Linked DNA regions of Homo sapiens: region 1 is linked to region 2. A link is an interaction called in ENCODE POLR2A ChIA-PET data of the cell type or tissue named here. Cell type or tissue: OCI-LY7. All regions are shown on one strand. Links, peaks and the distances in the headings refer to the core of each region. The heading gives the core; the rest is flanking DNA.

What was found. ChIA-PET counts read pairs that join two places held together with the same protein. Peaks named below come from ENCODE experiments on the same cell type or tissue, not always from the same donor. Only the 100,000 strongest peaks of a DNase experiment are listed, where the experiment ranks them.
Region 1: POLR2A ChIA-PET joins it to region 2 with 10 read pairs; 3 of 35 experiments call an interaction of 5 or more read pairs at or near these places.

What each region holds. Positions count from the first base shown.
Region 1 is chr4:140,678,735-140,687,074 of GRCh38, reverse strand. It overlaps TBC1D9 (TBC1 domain family member 9), which reads left to right. Exons shown (of 21, transcript NM_015130.3): 3 at 613-731; 4 at 7,232-7,460; 5 at 7,872-8,133. Among named protein-coding and RNA genes, the nearest start is that of TBC1D9-AS1, 29 kb to the left of the region's middle. In OCI-LY7, for the core only: no CTCF peak of the experiment used is centred there; no DNase peak of the experiment used is centred there.
Region 2 is chr4:140,804,047-140,812,386 of GRCh38, reverse strand. No RefSeq gene overlaps it. Among named protein-coding and RNA genes, the nearest start is that of TBC1D9, 52 kb to the right of the region's middle. In OCI-LY7, for the core only: a CTCF peak has its summit at 4,748; DNase peaks (open chromatin) are centred at 3,926, 4,316, 4,686 and 5,067; H3K4me3 peaks cover 2,666 bases; H3K27ac peaks cover 5,395 bases.

The DNA.
Region 1 (8,340 bases), core at 219-8,218, 130 kb after region 2:
AAATGTGTTGACTTGGTTGAGGCTGCAAGGATGACCTCATCCCATTACATTTCAAGGCAACTGTGCTAATGAGAGCCAGGCTGCTATTCCCTAGTGATAGTCCATTTTCACATCTCATTCATAATTGAAGTGAGTGAGAGTAATTTTTTGCCCATTATAGGAGGTGGTTACATCAGTTCTCCAGTGGCATACCAAAGCTCTCATATTGTTGCAACTTAACAACTGTAACCTAGTATCATAAGATCTATGTTACCCTGTAAAGTGCAAATTCTAGAAGGGAGGAAAGGGGAGGGATGTGCTAAACTCTAGTCCAGAAAAGTGAATTTGAGAAATATTGCTGCCTTCTGATCTGAAACAGTGTCCTCAAAGCCTCTGCACTCACCTAATCAAACTTGATTATAACACAACTTGATTATAATATTACTCTTGCGTTTCCACATCCTTAAATGTCTTGTGTGTGTGTCTCCTCTGGAGGAGAGAAAGCATTTAAAGGCAAAGCTCTTGGTCCGATAGTCTCCTTTGATGGTATAGACTATAATGAAAAAGTGAGCCTGGTTTTTAAAATATCTTTGGCATGAAATCTGACATGAATTATTATTTTCATTTGTACAGGTGGTTCCAGGAAAGAAATCACTGAACACTGGGAATGGCTTGAGCAAAATCTCTTGCAGACACTCTCCATCTTTGAAAATGAGAATGATATCACCACATTTGTGAGAGGAAAAATACAGGTAGTGGGATAAAAGAAAAACATTTTAATTGGAAATAATTTCAAATTTACAGAAATGTTGTAAAAATAAGAATTGAGTAAAACATACCTGTATACCCTTTGCCCAAATTCACCTGTTAACATTTTACTGCATTTGCTTTCTCATATGTGTGTTTGCCTCCTCTCCTGAATACTTCAGTGTGTATTTTCTAAGAATAGGGCTATTCCTTTTTTTTCTTTTATTGATAACATGATATTTTACATATTTCTGGGGTACATGTGAGTGTTTTTTACATCACAGAATGTGGAATGATCAAGTCAAGGTATGTGGGGTAGTCATCATATGGAGTATTTATTATTTCTATGTGTTGGTAACATTTCAAGTCCTCTCTTCTAGCTACTTTGAAATAGACAATATATTGTTGTTAACTATAGTCACCTAGTCACTATGGAACATTAGAACTTATTTCTTCTAACTGTAAGTTTGTACCATTCACCAGCCTCTCTTTGTTCCCTGTCCCACCTTCACAACTTTCTGAACCTCTGGAATCTATCATTCTACTCTGTCTCCATGTGACCAAGTTTTTAAGCTCCCACATGTGAATGAGAACATGCGGGATATTCTATTAAATAACAACACTACATTTATCACCTGCAATATTTAACATTATATGTAAATTTAACATTAATACCAGAATATTTGACACATATTCTAATTAATTTCATTAACTGGCCGACTTAATGCCCTTTATAGCCTTCCCCACCCCCACTCCAGTACAGGTAATTATCTAGGAAGACATTGCATTTAGTTTTCATGTCTTTAGTCTCCTTCAGCGTGGAACATTTCCATAGCCTTTCCTTGTCTTCTATGACATTGAGGTTTTTAAAGTATACAATTCTGGTTTTTTACTAGAATGATTTCATTTTGCATTTCGTCAGATATTATGAATCGATTCAGTTGTTGCATTCCTGGATGGAATACTGCATAGGTGATCCTGTGTCCTTCTCAAGATATTATTTCTTGAGGCACATGACACTCATTTGCCCCTCATTGGCATTATGAGCCCAAGGTGTTATATCCAATTTCTCCATTGTAGAGTTACTAATTTTGCCTTTGCAAATAATAAACAGTTTTCTGTAAGAAAACATTTTCAGGCCACACAAATGTATCACTCCTTGTCAAAATTTCTGTCTTGATTTAGGATTGATCCATTGATGATTTTTCATCTGAACCAGTCTTTACTGTGACAGTTTACAAGATGGTGATTTTATAAAATAATGCTTGTCCAATTCCAGGCCTCTCCCACATTTACCATTTGGCAACTATTATTCTACTATAAGCAAGAGTCTTCCCTCCATTTATTTATTATTTATCGATTATTAACATGGAATCATGGATTCTGTATTTTCCAGTTGTTTGTGTTTCATTACTGGACTTAATTATTTTGGTGCTCACACTATCCCAGATTTAGAGGGAGCCCCTACAAATTGCCTCCTTTGTCCTTGTCATAGTCTCCTTTATTTATTTATTTATTGAGACAGAGTTTCACTCTTGTTGCCCAGGCTAGAGTGCAGTGGTGTGATCTCTGCTCACTGCAAACTCTGCCTCCTGGGTTCAAGCAATTCTCCTGCCTCAGGAGGTCAAGACTGCAATGAGCCATGATTGCACCACTGCACTCCAGCCTGGGCAACAGAGTGACACTCTGTCTCAAAAAAGAAAAAAAGGGCTGTAGGAAGAAGCTAAAGCTTAGAAGTGACAATAGCCAGGAGAAATAAGTAAAACAAACAAAGACCAATTATGTCAAACAGCCATTTTCCTTTTTGTTTGTATTACACCAAAAATGTCAGATTTAATTCCCCTGAAACCAATTATGAGGAGGGATTTGCTATTAATGCAGTTATGTGTGAAAGAATGTCATTCATGTGCAGATGAATGGTTTAAGCATTCACATATTGTCCAATAATCAAGGGAACCAACAAAGTTATTTGTTTTGAGACCTAATTAACTTTTATAAATCATAAATGTAATAGTTAACTACAGATGCAACCATAATCCAAACACCTTATGTAGCATTTTGTGTATTTCTTACCAGACCTCCCTTTTCTTAACTTTTTTTTTTTTTTTAATTAGGGACAGAGACTCACTACATTGCCCAGACTGGTCTTGAACTCCTAGGCTCAAGCAATCCACCCACCTCAGCTTCCCAAAGTGCTGGAAGTACAGGCCTAAGACACCATGCCCGGCCTCCCCACTTCTAATATGCATATTGTCATAATAGAAGTCTCATGTACATATAATTTTGTTCTCGTCTTTTTTTCTTGACCAGTATCTACAATATTGTTATATAATTTTTAGTTATTATTCCATAATTGACTTTACCATTTCTGTCTTTCTAGAAGTCACCTTAGCTTCTAGACTAGTGGATGGCAGGTACAAATAAAAATCCAGTTAATACTTTTGTTCAAACAGTGTAACTTTACCCACAGGCTGTGTTTTTCCCCCTTTGGGATAGATTACAAAATTTGGATGAATGGGTTAAGTAGTTTAAGTATTTTTAATAGACCTTAGTAGATATTGTCAGTTAGAATCTCTGTGTGATTACAGCATTGCTTGCTTTCAGCATTTTGGTTGTTGAAATTATTTTTCAAATATAATAGGTAGAAGTTAAAGCCTTAATGTTTTAGTTTTGTCTTTGGTTATTATGGGGTTGAATATTTTTTCATGTTTGCTAAGTTAAATTTCTCCTTTTTGTAAATTACCTGTTAATATTCTTTTGCATATTTAAATTTATATTGAACATCTGATATAATAGGATTTTCCAAAGTCATGAGAAGCTGTTGCCTAGAACTGGAATGACCTATTTTATATTATGCGAAACCTGTAGAAAAACCTGTAGAACCTGGGAAGGAGCTATTCTATCCCTGTATTCCATAATCTAGTCTACCTGGCTAAAAAATTATAGCCAACTAAGAAAGGGTTCTACATTCTGGATTATTTCCTTTTTTAGTGTTGAGAAAGTTGGTATTTTAGCCTTATGGAGACTATTAGCCTTACTGTTGAAATGAGCTGGCAAAGCCTTGTCTCTTGATACTAGTATATTAGACCCTAGAGTGTTTCTGAGTGATGGTTCTTGACTGTATTTACTCTCATATATAAAAGCATTTTCTCTTTAAAATTTCAATGAGCAGGCCAGGTGCGGTGGCTCACACCTGTAATCCCAGCACTTTGGGAGGCTGAGGCAGGCAGATCACCTGAGGTCAGGAGTTCGAGACCAGCCTGACCAACATGCAGAAATCAAAAATACAAAAAAATTAGCCAGGCGTGGTGGTGCATGCCTGTAATCCCAGCTACTCGGGAAGCTGAGGCAGGAGAATCACTTGAACCCAGGAGATGGAGGTTGCAGTGAGCTAAGATCGAGCTATTGCACTCCAGCCTGGGCAACAAGAGCAAAACTCCATCTCGAAAATAAATAAATAAATAAATTCAGTGAGCACTCTAGAAATGTGGTATTTAATAGATCTTTAGATAGCATACTTCTGCTTATGGTTTGTTATATGTCACTCATTCTCACATTCTCCTCATTTTGACTTTAGGTAAGAGCGCTACTACAGTGACCCAGGAGAATAGCATGTTAGCCCACTTGAGGGTCTCCAGGCTTCTCTAAGTTGTTAGCCTTTGGTGATTCCCTGGAGGCCCAGCTGCTGCTTTCTGTTAGCAGGTTCTCATTCAGTTATTTTTATTTACTCATTCATTTATTTAATCTTTCATTCATAGATATTTTTTGATCCTTCTCTAAAGGCACTGACAACTTTGAAATGTCACATAGGCCACAGGTGTATTTGCCAACTGCGAAAGGCATTTTTCATCCCTTTTCCCTTCTGAATTGACTTCTCCTTCCCACCCACGGGTCCCATGCCCTCATGCTGCCTTCAGTTGTCTGAAGTTCTTAAAGTAACACTACCAACGCCTGCTTGTCCCTAGAATAGCCTGGGTCCAAAATTGAGCTCCCTCCTGGCCTTCATCGAGCTTAATGTCTTTGTTCTCTTGGTAGAGTGATATCAGTGGTAAATAGAGGAAAATATCCTTATGTTAGATATTTTTCCAGGGAAGCACATTGCTACTTCTATTGCTATCCATAATGCCCTCCAGTATGACAGAGGAACAGAAGTTAGCAACTTGGTACCTAATTTCTCAGGCATTGCTAACTCCAAAACAATTGTAGATTTAGAAATCTGCAACTCTGGATTATACAATAAAGACTAAGATATGGCCCCTTAAGATATCTTTTAATTTGGAAAAACAACAACATGGATTCATTTAGTAATATTGAACATCTTTTAGGTGCTAGATATTGGTGATTAAAATGTTCGAGACATTCTTTTTATCTTTGGAATTCATATTTAGTGGTAGAAGGACATATAAACATGCTATTTTCTGCCAGCATGTAAATTAAGACAACATAGACGTGAGAATGCTTAGAACCCATTTGGAATTGGGCTGGTTTCACAGGGAAGGTGGTATTTATGCTGGACCTGGAAAGGTTGACTTGGGAAGATTGAGAGCAGATTTTATGGGTTAAGATTCAGTGCAGATTTCTTTTCTCTTTCACTGAGAGCCTGTGGAAGATTATAAGGTGGGAATACTGTAGTCAGATCTCTGTTTCAGAAAGTGGCCATGTGAAGTAAATTGGAGTGTGGAGAGTGTTGTCAGGATGCCATTTGAGAAGCTATTATATAGTAATTCCTGGACTGTGTAGAGGGACTTTGGGATGCTTTTGTTAGAAGAATAGGATAAAGACTTGTCTTGGGGCTGTGCTTGCATCGTAAGCCCACCATTTGCTGTTATGATTATTGTCTACATGCTTACTTTTAACTAGAATAGGACAGTGACAGAGATTATAGAAGACTGAAGCCCTTTCTCCTGCCATCCACTCAGCAGCATCACAACTACCGGCAACAGGGTGAAAGGTCTGCAGTGGAAATAAGACTCAGGAAATGATTTCAATACATAATGCAGAGAGAATCAACATTACTTCATGTGGGGGGAAAAGAATGATAGTTGAGAAAAGGCTCACAAGAGACTTTGAGACTTGGTAGGATTCACGAAACAGAACAGTCTGATTCCAGATTTCAGGCATGTAGAATGGGAGGGCCATAGGCAAAAAGGTGGGAAAGTGCAGAAATGACATGTTCAGGCCCCAAGGGTGCCTCAGGCTGGCTGGAGCACAGTTACTAACGGGACATTTGGGTAGGATGTAGTCCAGTGAGAAAAAGTTGCGGCATTGGTTGGATCCAAAAATGTACATGGGTCTAGGCTACTCTGGGCACACTGCCTGTGGGTTACCCTGCTTCACAAGGAGCAGCCAGTCTGCAATAAAAATAAAAATTAAAACATTAAAACAAACAAAGTGTACATGATCTAGATTTTTGGACTTTATACTGGTGGTGGTTAGAAACCACTAAGTATTTTGGTAAGAATTTTGTGGTCAAATCCATTTTAGGAAGACAAATTTTTAGGGAGCATCAAGGATGCACTAGAAGCTTTAAGAGCCCAAAAAGCAGGAATTCTAGGTATGAGGAGGCAGTTGCAATTTTCTATCCTTGGGCTACAGAGAGCTCAGTCATGTCAATGAGAATCTGAGAAGTTGGCCAAGGCTACACAGATACAGTGATGCGGTGGGAGCACGAATCTAAGACTTGCATGCTCTAAAGGTCATGCATTTTCAGTTCTACCTTGAGATCAGAGAAAATGAAGATGAGGCGGGAGGGATTTGAGGATTACAAAGTCAAAGGTGGAATTCAAGGGAGCATTTTCCATCGAGATATATGTAGAAGCCAATTTTCAGGGAATTACAGAGGAACTGGGTAACAGTGAAATGGCTTCTCAAGTTATTATAATGATTGAATGGTAGATTAACCTGGTCACTTGCTATGCAGATGTTTCATTTCCTGTCTAACTGTCCAAAAATCCTGCATCTAATATAATTTTTGCTCTCATATCTACCCCTTTTCTGCTCAGATGATTACTCGTTTTTCCCTGTAGGCTCCCCAGTGTTATTCATGGCCCTGAGACAGTGAGTGTGGAGCTGAGTGTCAGTTGGTGACATGTGTTTGGTCTTTCTTTCCTCACTGGCTCATTCATGATGAATTTTTATTAATCTTGGAGAAAGGCAGAAGTTGACTTTTGAGACAATTCTACCATAATAAGCTTAGTAAAAACACTAGGACTAGCAAAATCTTTGTATCTCTTCATTTGTAAAGTAAAACTATAGGCTTCATTCCTAGTAAACTTAACAAAATAAAATTAGCACCAATAAAAATATAATAAAATCTATATTATGTGAAAATATTTTAGTACACAAATACTACTCAATAATTGGCTTAGAATTTGGGGGTTGCCATTGAAGGGCATTCCTCAATTTTTTTTTTTAATTCTAGCCTTAGAAATTTTTTCTTCTGGAATATGTACATCTCTAGTCATATTAATACCAGTTGTGTGCTTTGTGTTTTATTCCTTATTAGGGCATCATTGCAGAATACAACAAAATCAATGATGTAAAGGAAGATGATGACACGGAGAAGTTTAAAGAAGCCATTGTGAAATTTCATAGGCTGTTTGGGATGCCAGAGGAAGAGAAACTCGTCAACTATTACTCTTGCAGCTATTGGAAGGGGAAGGTCCCCCGTCAGGGTTGGATGTACCTCAGCATTAACCACCTTTGCTTTTATTCTTTTCTTATGGGAAGGGAAGGTAAGTCATCTAAAATTTCAGCAGGAAACTTTGGAAAGTCTACTGAGGTTTGCCCTGAACTCATAAACCACATCAAAATATCAGAAATAAATCTATAGTTATAACTAAGTCAATACTAATTTTTTTTTACTACTGAAGTGAATTTAATTATTTTTCAGTTCAAAATGGTCACTAAGTAATAAAGATTCACTAAAGGTGTAATTAATTCAGTAGACATGGATTAAATCTATAATTCTGACCTCAGAATTCACATGGCCCAGATTTACCTCTTAAAATGAACAAGCAAAACAAATATGGTATTATAAACTCAAAGGAGTTCAGTGGGATGGGGGAGTGGGGTTGTGAGACTGCAATATCTTGAAAGCGTTTTCAGGAATCAGATGTTGACCCAGGCTTGTTCCTTGTGCTCAGCGAAACTGGTCATCCGGTGGGTAGACATCACTCAGCTTGAGAAGAATGCCACCCTGCTTCTGCCTGATGTGATCAAAGTGAGCACACGGTCCAGTGAGCATTTCTTCTCTGTATTCCTCAACATCAACGAGACCTTCAAGTTAATGGAGCAGCTTGCCAACATAGCCATGAGGCAACTCTTAGACAATGAGGGATTTGAACAAGATCGATCCCTGCCCAAACTCAAAAGGAAATCTCCTAAAAAAGTGTCTGCTCTAAAACGGTGGGTGATAGAGACCTTGTATCTTCCAGACTTTAGAAATGAGAAACTCACTCATTCATTTATTCAGTGTAACCTTCTCTGACGATCTTCAAGGGTTCTGAACACTCTTCTGTGTATAGATACAAAACTAAAAAAGACTAGCTGAGGTGCTACCAGTTCAGAAAGTGAGACAGACATGACCTGCTCCAACACAAGGCAGCAGGCACT
Region 2 (8,340 bases), core at 158-8,157:
TTGGGAGATAGGTGACTCGGGAGATAAGGGATTATGGGTAAATAAGTTAAGACAAGGTCATTAGGTTGGCCTAAATTCAATATGACTGGTGTCCTTATAAAGAGGGGAAATTTGGACACCAAATTTGCATGTGCAGAGGAAAGACCATGTGAAGACACAGGGAGAAGACATCTACACGTCAAAGAAAGAGGTTTCGGAAAAAACCAGCTCTGCTCACACCTTGATCTTGGCCTTCCAGCCTCCAGAACTGTGAGGAAATCAATGTTTGTGGTTGAAGCCACCCAGTCTGTAGGACTTTGGTATGGCAGCCCAAGTTGACTAAGACAGTCACGCAGATAGGTAGATGACATCTGTTGAAGAAGGTGTAAGTTCAGAGCTCAGAGTAATTGCTGCGACAATGTCATGGAGGAGAAATAAATGTCAGCTAGAGGATTCAGCACCAACCTCGCTGTGGAGATGGCAGTTGAACAGGGCCTTGAAGAACTATAGAGGTATCCTCCAGGATGAGAAAAATAACAAGTGCATCTGCAGGGAGTGGAGGAGGACAGCCCAGGATGCACGGTCTCTGCAAAGTGAAGTGGGGCATTGCTGGGGCTCCAGGGGGTGTGAGCCCACTGTCAGCCCCAAGCCTGCTTCTCTAGTTGAATGCCCTGGGGAGGGGGCATAGGAACCTGCTGGCTGTGGCAGCCAGTGCAAAGAGGAGCCCACCAGCTGGGTGTGGGAGCTGGAAACTGTCCCATGCAGGGAGGCTTTTAATCTCCCTCAGCAGCTTCGGGAGCCTTGGCCTCCAGGGAGAGGTGCCTTCTGCTCTCACTGGGAGGCTCCCATCTGCTCACCACCCTGTGAAAATCCACAGCCAGGACCTGGGTGACGCCTCTGCTTTTTGACCTTTCCCATGTAGAGAGCTTAGTTTATTTGTTTTCTACTCTAATTATAAGATATTTCTAAACGGCTCATCCACTAAAACCTCTGTTTGTTAGTCTAGCAGGTAGCGAAGCTCCCCTGTTTAAAATAAAATATACTTCTCTTGCCTTTCCCACACTGTGAGGGTTAATTCTATGTGTCAGCTTCACTGGGACACAGTGCCCAGATATTTGCTCATTTTTCTAGATGTTTCTATGAAAGTATGCTTTTTGGGATGAGATTAAGATTTAAGTCTGTGGACTTTGAATAAAGCAGGTTACCCTTCACGATGTGAGTGTGCCTCATCCACATTCTATTGAATGGGAGGGAAGGAGGGAAGGAGAGAGGGAGAGAGAGGGAGAGAGAGAGGGAGAGAGAGGGAGAGAGAGGGGGAGAGTGAGGGAGAGAGAGGGAGAGAGAGAGAGAGAGAGGGAGAGGGAGAGAGAGGGGGAGAGTGAGGGAGAGAGAGGGAGAGAGAGGGAGAGAGAGGGAGAGAGAGAGAGAGAGAGAGGGAGAGAGAAGGAGAGAGAGGGAGAGTGAGGGAGAGAGAGGGAGAGAGAGAGGGAGAGGGAGAGAGAGAGAGGGAGAGGGAGAGAGAGAGAGGGAGAGGGAGAGAGAGAGAGGGAGAGAGAGGGAGAGTGAGGGAGAGAGAGGGAGAGAGAGACAGAGGGAGAGGGAGAGAGAGAGAGAGGGAGAGAGGGAAAGGTGGGGAGAGGGAGAGAGGGAAAGGTGGGGAGAGGGAGAGAGGGAAAGGCGGGGAGAGAGAGAGATTGATTGAGAGAACTGACAAGGGCTGTGAAAGATGTTTAGCATGAAAAATTACTAAAAAAAAAAAAAAAATCAGAAGGGAGAGTTTTGTTTTTACATTTTCCTAATTAATTACCAAGACATAAACCACACCTGATCCATCAAATAGAAAATGACTAAAGAGGATGAAATGTGCCTTTCAAGTGATACAAATCTATGCATAGTCAGTATGAACAATAGCTAATACAGATGGGCAGGGAGACCAGGTAGGTACGATGGTGTAGTTGAAGTGGCATTGTCAGCCAGGTGCAGTGGCTCATGCCTGCAATCCCAGCACTTTGGGAGGCTGAGGCAGGTGGATTGCTGTTCCAGATGAGGCTAGGCAACATAGCCAAACCCTGTCTCTACAAAAAGTACAAAAATTAGCCAGGTGTATTGGTACATGCCTGTAGTCCCAGCTACTTGAGAGGCTGAGGTGGGATGACTATTTGAGCCCAGGAGGCAGAGAATACAGTGAGTCGAAATCGCACCACTGCACTCCAGCCTGGGCAACAGAGCGAGGCCCTGTCTGAGAGAGAAAGAGAGAGAAGAGAGAGAGAGAAAAGAAAGAAGAGAGAGAGAGTTGTCATGTTATATCGCAGAGCATTTTTTAAAAATAGGTATTTTCTATACTGTTGCAAAATGTGTATTTTTTTTTTAACTCTGAAAGAGAAGAAATAGAGCTGTGGCTTATGTTTCAGGATTTCTGCAACTGATTCCAAGTACAATCAGGTCGACAATAGTAGAATCTGTTTTTCAACTAGGAAGTTGTGGGGAGGAAGACGAAGTTCCTGTATTCCTTTCTTTCCTCTCCCGTGAGGCTATGTTCGTACTGGATTACATAAAGGAAGCTGCAGGCTGGTCAGCCTCCATCTCAGAGCTGTGACCTTGCTGGATCTTGCTGCTTTGTGGAGCAGTGCTTAATATTTAGGGCCTTAAATTGAAATCAGGCACCCGAACAGATATTTGTACACCCTTTTTTTTTTTTTGAGAAGGAGTCTTTCCCTGTCGACCAGGCTCCAGTGCAGTGGTACAGACTTGGCTCACTGCAACCTCCACCTCCTGGGCTTAAGCAATTCTCCTGCCTCAGCCTCCCAGGCAGCTGGGATTACAGGCATGTACCACCATGCCCAGCTAAGTTTTGTATTTTTAGTAGACAGAGGGTTTTTGTCATTTTGGCCAGGCTGGTTTCAAACTCCTGACTTCAAGTGATCCGCCCTCCTCGGCCTCCCATAGTGCTGGGATTGCAGGCATGAGCCACCGTGCCCGCACCCGGCCTGTACACCCATCTTCATAGCAGCATTATTCACAATAGCCGAACAGTGTAAACAACCCAATCCGCAGATGAATGGCAAAACAAAATATGATGTAGAATAGACATACAATGGAATAGTATTCAACCTTAAAAAGGAAGGAAATCCTTATAAGTGCTAAAACTAAGTGAACCTAAGTGAAATAAACCAGACACCAAAGGACAACTATTGTATGATTGTACTTATATGAGGCACCTAGAATAGTCAAGTTTATGGAGACAGAAAGTAGAAAGGTAGTTACCAGGGACTGGAAGAGGCGGGAATTTAGAGTTGTTTAATGAGTACAGAGTTTTAGTCTGGGATGATTAAAAACTTCTGCAGATGAATGGTTGTGATATTTGCAAAACAATGTGAAGGTATGTAATGCCACTGACCTGTACGCTTAAAAAAGGTTAAGATGGGGCCGGGCATGGTGGCTCACGCCTGTAATCCCAGCACTTTGGGAGGCTGAGGCAGGCGGATCACAAGGTCAGGAGATAGAGACCATCCTGGCCAACATGGTGAAATGCAGTCTCTACTTAAAAAAATACAAAAAAAATTAGCCGGACGTGGCGGCGGGCACCTGCAGTTCCAACTACTCGGGAGGCTGAGGCAGGAGAATGGCATGAACCCGGGGGGACGGAGCTTGCAGTGAGCCGAGATCATGCCACTGCACTCCAGCATGGGCGACAGAGCAAGATTCTGTCTCAAAAAAAAAAAAAAAAAAAAAAAAAGGTTAAGATGGTAAATCTATGTGATAAGACAAAAACTTCAGCTGAATTAAATTTAAAGAAGTTTAATTGAGCAATGAACTATTCACAAATCAGGCAGCCACGTGGTGGAAGATTCATGGACAGAATAAGGAAAGGGAGGTTCGGAAACAGCTGGATTGGTTACAGGTCTGCATTTGCCTTATTCGAACACCGTTCGAACGGTTGGCTACATTTCATTGGCCAAAACTTGGTGATTGGCACAACTGTAGGCTATGGTCTGTTTACACCTCCACTTGTTATAGTTTACAATGTACAGCAAAACCTTTAGGCTGAACTTAAAATACGTAAGGAGGCAGCTTTAGGCTAAACTTGATTTAACATATGTGTCTTTTACCATAATTCTAAAAGAGAAGATTTAGGGCTTCAGGGTTAGCCCAATCTGCGTTCAAATTTATGTCTACCACTGACTAATGATACTGCTTTGACCTTGACCAAATTTGTTAGGCTAAGAGCCAACTTCCCCATCTCTGAAATGGAGATGATAGTATCACCTGCTTTACAATGTTATTGTAAGGGTAAATAGCACAACATATGTAAAACTCTGAGCCCAACACTCAGCAGATGGAAATGTTGAAAGAATGTTGTTTATATTATTAGCTGTTATCTTCTGGGAGAAGAGAACTGAAACCTCTAAGAGGAACTAACAGTTTGCAATGCTCTGCTTTCTTTGGCTGAAGTTTTCATGACCCTCTGCATAAATAAACGAGTTTAAAAAAAAAAATCTTCTCAGTTGTGCAGATGTTCCTTTCCAAATATCCAAGTTACTCCAGGAAGCAGGAGAAAACAACTCCAAATCAGAGAAGACTGGACACATGAGTAGAACAGGAATAAAGTAAACATATCTTAAAATGCAAATAAACATTATCTGCAATAATGCAAAATGAACTTGCAACCATCTCGATTAAATGGGGGAAGAAATCCTGTAGAGTCTAACAACCAGGAGGTGGTACACGGCGATTAGCTGTCCAGCACCCTTTAACTTAGGCTGGGTTTAATGCTACTAACAGTCTATTTAGTTAGTATGCCCTCCACTGTTTGAGTTTAGAAAATGTGACAATATTCATAAGTTCCGCCAAGGTTGGTTCTTCTGTCCTACTTTTCCCATAAAACCTGTTACCCCACCATGGAATTTCCTACTACTTTTTAGGCTAAAGTTTCCGGAAAATAACATTTAAGTTTTATGGAGGGAATTTTGTTGTATCATTGGTTACTTTCTAAGTGATTGTTTCTTCCCAGTACATTTAATTTAACTGTCACCAGTTACACTCGAGTAACAGAGAACTCTGTTTTCTATCTGCAGTCTTCCCTTTGACTGTATCAAACAATGCAGATCTTCAGCTCTGCCACTACGCCAATATCTCCCAGCTCAATCCTTGGTCTTCAACAAACAGGATTTCCACTTACCTGCTCTAACACCTGAGGATAGATGAATATTTTCCTGCTTACCCAACACACTTTGACCCAAACTTAATCTACCAGTGTCTTTGCTAACCAGCTCACCTATGCTGCCTGGACCTCCTGTTTCCAGGTGGGAAACCAGGACTGCCATATAGAACCCATGGCCTGATGGCAGCACCTGGCTCAGCTTGCCAAGCTCTATGCTTAGGGAGGTGACTTTATCCAGTTTTCACAAAAGTTCTGCCCAGGTTGTAAATGGTCTAGTGGACGATCACAGATACCGCTATCTGTAGAACCTCTCTTTGCCATCTGGGTCACATCCAGTCGGTTGCCAAGTCCTGAAAATTATACCTCCTTATTAATTCCCACATTTGTATTCTCTGAAAAGCCCTGCTCAAGCCCTCAGTATTTCATGCCCTACACACAAAGTTCTAAATCATAGAGTATCAAAATATTCTATGGAGCTTTATAAAGTGCACACTCCCCAGCCCCATTTCTGGAGACTGTAAATCCACAGATCTGGGATGGGGACCGGGCATAGTTATTTTTAAAAAGCTCTACAGACAATTTTGATGTATGACTCTCTCTGGTTGAAACTACAATATTCAGCCTCTGGTCCCTCAACCCCCTCCCTCCCAACCATAGTTGACCATTTAAACACTGCTGTCCAGTGCATCTTCACTGTGAAGATGGTACTGCACTCTTGATCTTTGGGACAAAATTTAGAATCAGAACAATAACCAGAGCATATACTCTTTCCTCTTAAAGATCGCAAGTGATGAGGTTAATGACGCAGTTGGAGAAAATTCTGGTCTGACTAACACTTTCATTAGAAACTTGGTTGCTCTGCTTGGCTGGCTAGGTGTTTGTTTCTCAAGTTTCTCTCCATCCTGGCCATTGCTATCCTCTATCACTAAGACCATTGCAATAACCTTCTAACCGGTTTCCCAACCTTCTGTTTTACTTCCTACTCTGCACTGTCACAAGTGAATCCATTCTCTGCACTGCCCACAAGTGAAATCATTCTGGACGTAAATTTTAGCAAAACATTAATTATGTTTAAAATTCTACAGCGATTTCCCAGTACCTTGTGAGAAATTCCATACTCCTACCAAGGCCTTCCCAGAGCTGGCCCATGACTAATTCTCTTGCCTTATGGCTGGCCTTTATCCCTTATGTCCACTAGGCTCAAGGACCCAATAAAGTTCTTGTAGGTCCACAAATGCTTTGTGCTTCTCATCCCTGCACCTTTCTTAATTTTTTTTTAAAATAGGGATGGGATCTCACCATGTTGACCAGGCTGGGCTTGAACTCCCGGACTCAAACGATCCCACCTTGGCCTCCCAGACTGCTAGGATTACAGGTGTGAGGCCATCACACCTGGCCATCCCTGACCTTTCAACGCACTGTTCCTCTATCTAAGATATTCTCTCCAACATATCCCCTTTCCCTTTCATCTGACCTATTTACCACTCATCTTCCAGCTTTCAACCTTCAACACTTCCTCACAAGTCCTTCCCTGGCCTTTTTTTAGGATCAGCCCCTTTACAGTGTGCTGGGATGGCATCCATAGTTCTCTTATCATCTCATCATCTTAATGGCTCCTTTAGTGTCTGTTTCCCCCATTAGACTGCAAACTCCCTGAGGGTAGGACCATGTGTAAGTTTATCACTGCTGTATCCCCATGTCTGAAGTGGGCACATGGCTTGTGCTAGATACATGTTTACTGGAATAATAAATGTTGAGATCAGCAGAAAAATAAAATATGTTGGTAAGCATTTTTATGTGAAACAATTAAATAAAGTATATATACATCTATTGATCCAATACTCTGTGCTAGACATTTTTCTAGGGCCTTGGAAAACAAAAGAACAAGATGGGTTCTCTGACCTCCTGGAGCTGACAATTTAATGCAGGAAATCAATGACTATAATCCAAGTCCACCGTAGCTTCAGTAAAGGTTATAAAAAGTGCCTAGAGTTTTATATATCAACTCTGGAAAAAAGCAGTGCTATAAATATCTAAAACAATGATTCTTGAAGGTGGGCTCAAACTATCCCATAGCCTTCCATATGTATTCTTTAGGGGCTGCCTGGGTTCCTCTCCCAGCTCCACTATTTTTTATCTGTGCAACTTGGAGCAAGTTACTTAACTTCTCTGTACTTCAGATTCATAATTTCTATTAGTACAAGGATTAAGAAATTAATGTATTAAAGTGTTTAGCACAGTGCTTGTCACATACTAAGGGCTCAAAATGTGAGTTTTCATCATTATTATCAAGACTTAATACAGGTGGGTGCCAGTGGTTCACGCCTGTAATCCCAGCACTTTGGGAGGCCAAGGCAGGCGGATCACTTGAGGTCAGGAGTTCAAGACCAGCCTGGCCAACATGGTGAAACCCCGTCTCTACTAAAAATACAAAAATTAGCCAAGCATGGTGGCATGCACCTGTAATCCCAGCTACTAGGGAGGCTGAAACAGGAGAATCACTTGAACCCAGGAGGCAGAGGCTGCAGTGAGAGAGATCACACCACTACACTCCAGCCTGGGCAACAGAGCATGACTTCGTCTCCAAAAAAAAAAAAAAGACTTCATAGTTACAGGAAGTTTCTAAGAATAAAATTTGATGTTTGTTGGTCAGGCACAGTGGCTCATGCCTATAATCCTAGCACTTTGGGAGGCAGAGGGGGGCGGATCACGAGGTCAGGAATTTGAGACCAGCCTGGCCAACATGGTGAAACCCCGTCTCTACTAAAAAATAAAAAAAATAGCTGGGTGTGGTAGCGGGTGCCTGTAATCCCAGCTACTTGGGAGGCTGAGGCAGGAGAATTACTTGAATCCAGGAGATGGAGGTTGCAGTGAGCCAAGATCATGCCACTTCGCTCTAGCCTGGGTGACAGAGCAAGAATCCGTCTCTAAAAACAACAACAAAAAAATTGATGTTGTACTGAAAAATTAGCATATTCTAGAGTTTATTAAGGACTGTAATTCAATATTCTACTCAGATGACTGTGCTAGGCAATGCTTGCTAATGTATCAAAGTTCCTATTGCCCATGCACCTGCTCACATGTGGGTTGGAATTCCTGAAGTTTTCATGAAGCACTTCTTGTCATTAATGTTGCCCTGAGATAGTTATATTTTTTATTGTGGCTCTCTTTGTTCTTTTAGCTATCAATTCCCATTAGTT